Linked DNA regions of Homo sapiens: region 1 is linked to region 2. A link is a loop called in an ENCODE intact Hi-C map of the cell type or tissue named here. Cell type or tissue: PC-9. All regions are shown on one strand. Each heading gives the region's core, and the rest is flanking DNA. Links, peaks and the distances in the headings are about the cores only. Region 1 has its middle 370 kb from the start of LINC00924. Region 2 has its middle 440 kb from the start of LINC00924.

What was found. A loop is a pair of places that touch in the nucleus more often than their neighbours do. Peaks named below come from ENCODE experiments on the same cell type or tissue, not always from the same donor. Only the 100,000 strongest peaks of a DNase experiment are listed, where the experiment ranks them.
Region 1: it touches region 2 in a loop (10-fold over the local background); 2 of 110 quality-filtered maps call a loop at or near these places.

The regions. Positions count from the first base shown.
Region 1 is chr15:95,798,730-95,801,654 of GRCh38, forward strand. No RefSeq gene overlaps it. Among named protein-coding and RNA genes, the nearest start is that of LINC00924, 370 kb to the left of the region's middle. In PC-9, for the core only: no CTCF peak of the experiment used is centred there; DNase peaks (open chromatin) are centred at 742 and 1,242; H3K27ac peaks cover 1,583 bases.
Region 2 is chr15:95,871,501-95,874,425 of GRCh38, forward strand. No RefSeq gene overlaps it. Among named protein-coding and RNA genes, the nearest start is that of LINC00924, 440 kb to the left of the region's middle. In PC-9, for the core only: no CTCF peak of the experiment used is centred there; a DNase peak (open chromatin) is centred at 1,171; H3K27ac peaks cover 2,007 bases.

The DNA of each region.
Region 1 (2,925 bases), core at 175-2,674, 73 kb before region 2:
TTATGAAACAGCTACTTAAATGCAGGTAGTGTGTTAGCGAGGTGTCTCAAAGGAGGAAGGGTAGGCATAATACCAGCGTTTTGAGCTTACAGTCTTATTGGGGAAATTTGACAAGTAAGCAAGTAATTTTAATAATTTAAGATACATACATGCTAGAACAGGAGAAGGAAAGAAGTGCAGAAGGGAAGTCTCAGGACTTGTAGAAACCCATCTCCCAGGCCAGACATGAAGGCTTCCTGAAGGACTTTTGCCTTGGATTAAGCTAAGGGGTGCAAATGTGTTTTAGAGGAAGGACAGACAGCTTTCATGCAGCATGATTAGCTATGCAAAGTGGAGAAGGGCTGGGAAGGATTTAGAAAGATACCAGAAAAAGGAAGATAAAATAAGGGTTACTCTGCCAGGAGCAGTGGCTCATGCCTGTAATCCCAGCATTTTGGGAGGCCGAGGCGGGCAGATCACCTGAAGTCGGGAGTTTGAGACCAGCCCGATCAACCCCGTCTCTACTAAAAATACCAAAGTAGCTAGGCATGGTGGTGCATGCCTGTAATCCCAGCTACTCGGGAGGATGAAGCAGGCGAATCGCTTGAACCCGGGAGGCAGAGGTTACTGTGAGCTGACATCACGCCATTGCACTCCAGCCTGGGCAACAAGAGCAAAACTCCAAAACTCCGTCTCAAAAAAAAAAGTTACTCTATTCTAGTGCATCTACCTGCAACCTCATTTGCCCAGTGTTGCTGCGGATGAGTCAATTTTCTGAGTGACGCTTACACCATTCAATTGTCCAAACTCGACTTTTGTGTCAGTCATAGAGACATTTATCTTAAGGCATCACCTCATTCTTTGCCTTATCAAACAGTTCACCCTGATAATTTTTCTGCACTTGATGTCTTGTGCAAGAAATGAGAAGAATGAAAGTGTCTTATATTTCTACCTAATGTGTAATATGTATTACGCCATAGTAGTATCATAGAAGCTACTGTGAAAATATCTGCCTTATAACATTCTTGTAGTTGGACATCCTGTATGTTCAGGTCAAGTTTTCGCTAACAGAAACCCAGAAATACAGTGGGCTGAGCCTTGAATTTGGAGTGCTTATGTGAACTACAATCAAAACCTTCAAGTTTGTCACCATGCCATTATTAATGGATGTTTAACACCCTGCTAAGCTGCTCTACCACTCAGCTGTTTTCTTAAACTTGGTTGAATAACTGGTATTCTTCCTGCTCACAAAGTCTTTGTTAGTGTGCATATTGCAAAACCATCCTAAGTAAACAGTCTGTGTCATCTGTATTAAAGGGAAGTTATGCATGGATTAGTGTATAATAGCATGGGTTAGGGAGAAAAATGAGTCACCAAAGTAGCTGGTTCAAAGGAATAAATCACTAAATCATTATCTTGATGCCCGACTTAGGAAGCTTTAGCCCTCAAAGACATAATGTCTAAAATATAAAAACTACTGTATAAAGCCCAAGGCCCATCACTGTAGTCTGGTAGTTTATGATGGAAGACTATAGACTGTGCCTACACTTAACAAAACACAGGATTTAGAAGAAAATATGGAAAAAAGTATGATATTCGGCAATTTTTTTGCTATCTGAGGGTAAAAATCAGAAGCCATTGCCATACAAAATATATAGTAGGTAGGAATAACTTGCATTGCATATCAAGTACAGAAATATTTGGAAGCATCTTCCTGAAAAGGTTTTTATCCATTTATTGTATCCATTTTCTGTACATGGTGCAGAGGACACGTAAGATATACATGGCATCAAGAACATCACAGTCAGAAGCAGACTTTATGGATGTATCAAAGCCAATTCGTTACAAGAGGCTGTCTGTGGCACTGTTTTGAGAGGCATCCTGAGTACCGTGGTATCTACGGTATGCTCAGTGCTCAGCAGGAGAGTGCTGTGATCAGTTGGCCATGTCTAGCTGGGATGCTATGATGGAAGTGAAGACCTAAGTATCAGGTGTTTGACAGCAGCAATGAAGGTGAAGTGATAGTCATGTAAACAACGGTGTACAATAAAATGCAAATATAGAAAAGCACAGGAGGTGCTGTGGGAACCCAATAGTGGTAGGGTGGGTCAGGGAAGGTTCTAAAGGGGAGATGATACTAGATTTGAGTCTCTAATGGAATCAGGTGTGCATCAGGTTGATGACGGTGTGAAAGCCACTCCCAGGGAACACAGTAATACACACAGACAGAAAGATGAGAAGGAGCATGGAGCGTTCAAATACTCACAGCAGTTTAGCATTTCTAGAGGAGAGCGGGCAAACCGAAGTTCCCATGTCCAGTCTGTTTCCAGTTCCTGTTGACTTTAATTCCTAAATATTTCTCAAACTTATTTCCTTCTCTACATCCAGGCCACCACCCTGGACTCAAACTTCACATTTTACCTAGGCTATCACAGTGGCCTCCTGACTGCTTTTTGCACATCCACATTTTACTTCTCTATTTGTTTCCTTATTTGTTTATTCATTCAATGCTTTCACTGAAGGATATTTTACATATTATAAAACTCATTTATTTTGAGTATACAAGTCACTGGTTTTTTAAAGTAAATTTAAAGTGTGTGCAGCCATTATCACAATCCAATTTTAGAACATTTCCATCAGTCCAAAAAGATTTTTTGTGTCCATTAGCAGTAACTTCCCATTCCCTCCTCCAACCTCCATCCTGTGGCAAACACTAATAGATTCTCTGTCTCCACAGATTTGCCTTTCTGGATGCTTCATATATATGAACTCATATAATAAGCAGTATTGTGTGTCTGGCTTCCTTAGCATAGTGTTTTTGAGGTTCATCCATGTTGTTGTACATATAAGTACTTTATTCTTTTTTCTGGCAGAATAGCATACGATTGTATGGATATATCATATTTTATCCATTCACCTGTTGACGGACATTTGGGTTCTTTCTAC
Region 2 (2,925 bases), core at 139-2,638:
TCATCTATCATTCTTGTGTATGTATATGTGTGTGTGTGTGCTTGCCTATATATGCAAAATAAATGACTTAAGAAATTCCTAATACTTTTTTACATTCAGAGCATGACTGTACTGAATCACTTATTTACTCCAAATCATTGATGTCAGTGTCGGAGTCTTCACTTCCAGTATTGCACTCTATGCCGTCACAGGGCAAATGCCAAAACTGGGGTTCAGCCCAGGAAGCCACACGGGTTCTTGGCTTTGCACGGGAAGAAATTCAAGCAGGAGCCCACAGAGTAAAGTGAAGACAAGTTTAATAGATTAAAGGAATACAAGGGTGGCCACTCCATAGCAGACAGCCCCAAGGGCTGCTGGCTATTTTTATGGTTATTTCTTGATCGTATGCTAAACAAAGGGTGAATTATTTGTAAGTTTTCCAGGAACGGAGCTGGGAATTCTGGGAACTGAGAGTTCCTCTCCCTTTCAGACCATATAGGGTAACTTACTGTGTCCGGAGTTGGCTCCTTCCAGTGGGTTCGTGGTCTCGCTGACTTCAAGAATGAAGCCACAGACCCTTGCAGTGAGTGTTACAGCTCTTAAAGGTGGTGTGGACCCAAAGAGTGAGCAGCAGTTAAGATTTGTTGTGAAGAGCAAAAGAACAAAACTTCTACGGTGTGGAAGTAGACCCGGGCAGGTTGCGCTGCTGGCTGTGGGGAGGGGGGAGTGGCCAGCTTCTTTTATTCCCTGGCTTTGTCCCCGCCCATGTCCTGCTGATTGGTCCATTTTACAGAGCGCTGACTGGTGCGTTTTACAATCCTCTTGTAAGACAGAAAAGTTCTCCAAGTCCCCACTCTACCCAGGAAGTCCAGCTGGCTTCACCTCTCATTACAGATGTTGCCATGGCATTTGTAAGCTGTCATTACACTGGTGCCAGTTTCCTTTCATATCCTAATGTATTATAATTAGCACATAATGAGCAAAGAGAACAACCAGCGGTGGCTGTCATCACCATCTTGGTTTTGGCAGGTTTGGCCACTTCTTTACTGCATCCTGTTTTATCAGCAGAGTCTTTGTGACCTGTATATTGTGAAACCAGGCCTGCCGAATACCTATCTCAATGCCATAAAGGGAGATGGTGATGAACTCTTTTAAGAAAATAACTATGCACCACCAGTGCTGGACTCCCAGGCCAGCTCTGCAGTAATGAAGACGCAGCCTGCTCTTGACTCCCACTTCAGGAATGTTGCTAAGCATGCTTGATTTGTCATCTCACCCTACTCTCTCTCCCTACCTATTTGGTTTCTAATAATTAGAAGGGAGCTCACTATAGTTTCTGACATTTTTTTCCAAGTCATTAACAATCATTCTGCTAGTTTTGAGGCTGAAGATTTTGATGTTTACACATCTGCAAGCTGAGGCAATTAGACCACAACTGCCACCTGGAAAGCCATGATTATAAGATACCTTCTATGGTAGGGCACAGTCTGCTTTCAAGATTGTTAAAATGTGAGAAAATACTAGAATTGAATAAATATGGTAGTCACGTGTACTGAGTCCTTACTTGTGCCAGACATTGAATTAATAACTATAGATTAACTCATTTAATCTTGGTAACATGTCAAAGTAGATGTATCTACCTACCTCCAGAGGAAGAATTTCCCAAACCGAGGCTCTTGATAAGAAAAAAACTATAATCTGAACCTTAATTTGTCTAGTTCTCAGCGTTACAATATGAGGCTGTGGGGAGAAATAATCACAAGCAATTTACAGGCGGCAAAGGAAAACTCAAGGCTGTTGAGTGATTTTGCTTACTCTATGTGGCAAAATTGGGATTATTGTTCAATATTCTTTTACTTGGCCTATGAAGATGCAATCTAGATCTATGCTGTATGTAATTACAACCTACATTTCAGGTCTGGATTGTAAACCTTTCCCAAATAGAGAAATTGAACAGGGAAAATATGGTTGTGTTTTTCCTTTGGGACTTGTTGCAATGGCAATGCCAAATACAGAGAGTTACAAATACCTTTCTTCTTGCTGTCAAGAGGGTTACCTTGGTCAGAACCCCAAAGGCACGTTTCCCCGTGCTCCATGGTCAGGGTTGGGGTGAACACAGTATGCCCAGGTGTGAATCTTCTGTGAATTTCTCCGGAGTCTCTCAGTGTCACTTATATTTGGCTCACCTCTGACCCACCTTCTAGAAGGCTAGTCCCCTTCCTGAATATATACTCCTTCTTTCTGGGTCAAATGTAGAGAGAGTGAGGAAGTTAATTGGATCCTGGATATCCTTGTAAGGGTTTTTGACAGCTTCAGCTATTCCACAATTCCAGCCCACCGTTCACATTGCTATGAAATGAATACTTACACCCAGTGGTTAATCTATGTTTCTCCATTAGATCCTATCAACAAGGTGAAATTACCCATTAAGAAAAGCCTACCTTGAGGTGAAAAAAACATAGTTTTTCTGCTTCTGTTGCAAACCCCCACAGGAAACTGATGAATTCAATTTCAAACCCAAATTGAGAAATTTAAGCTCAAATTCCATTTCCTTTCAGCTCAAATTAGACATTTTTATGCAAATAAAATGAAATAAGGGCTTAAGGATGGTTTAAAAAAAAAAATTCACTGGGTATTTTGGACACCAAAAATGTTAAAAATAGTAATAAAAGAAGAGTTCAATGAGTTAAGTGTAAATAAATCAGGAACATATGGGTCAAATTTTCTTAATATACACTCGGGCTTAAAATTAAGTGAAATGTACAAGGAAACACTTTTTCTGGTGGTGATGAAACAAGAACATTTGAAAAGAAATTGGCAATATTTGAGAAATCTCAAGTACAGCCAATTCCGCCCATCTCTTGGTGACAAAAACCTGGAGACCATACAGTCATCATTAGGGAAGGGATACAGTGTCCTAATTGAGGACATTGGAGAAAGAATTTT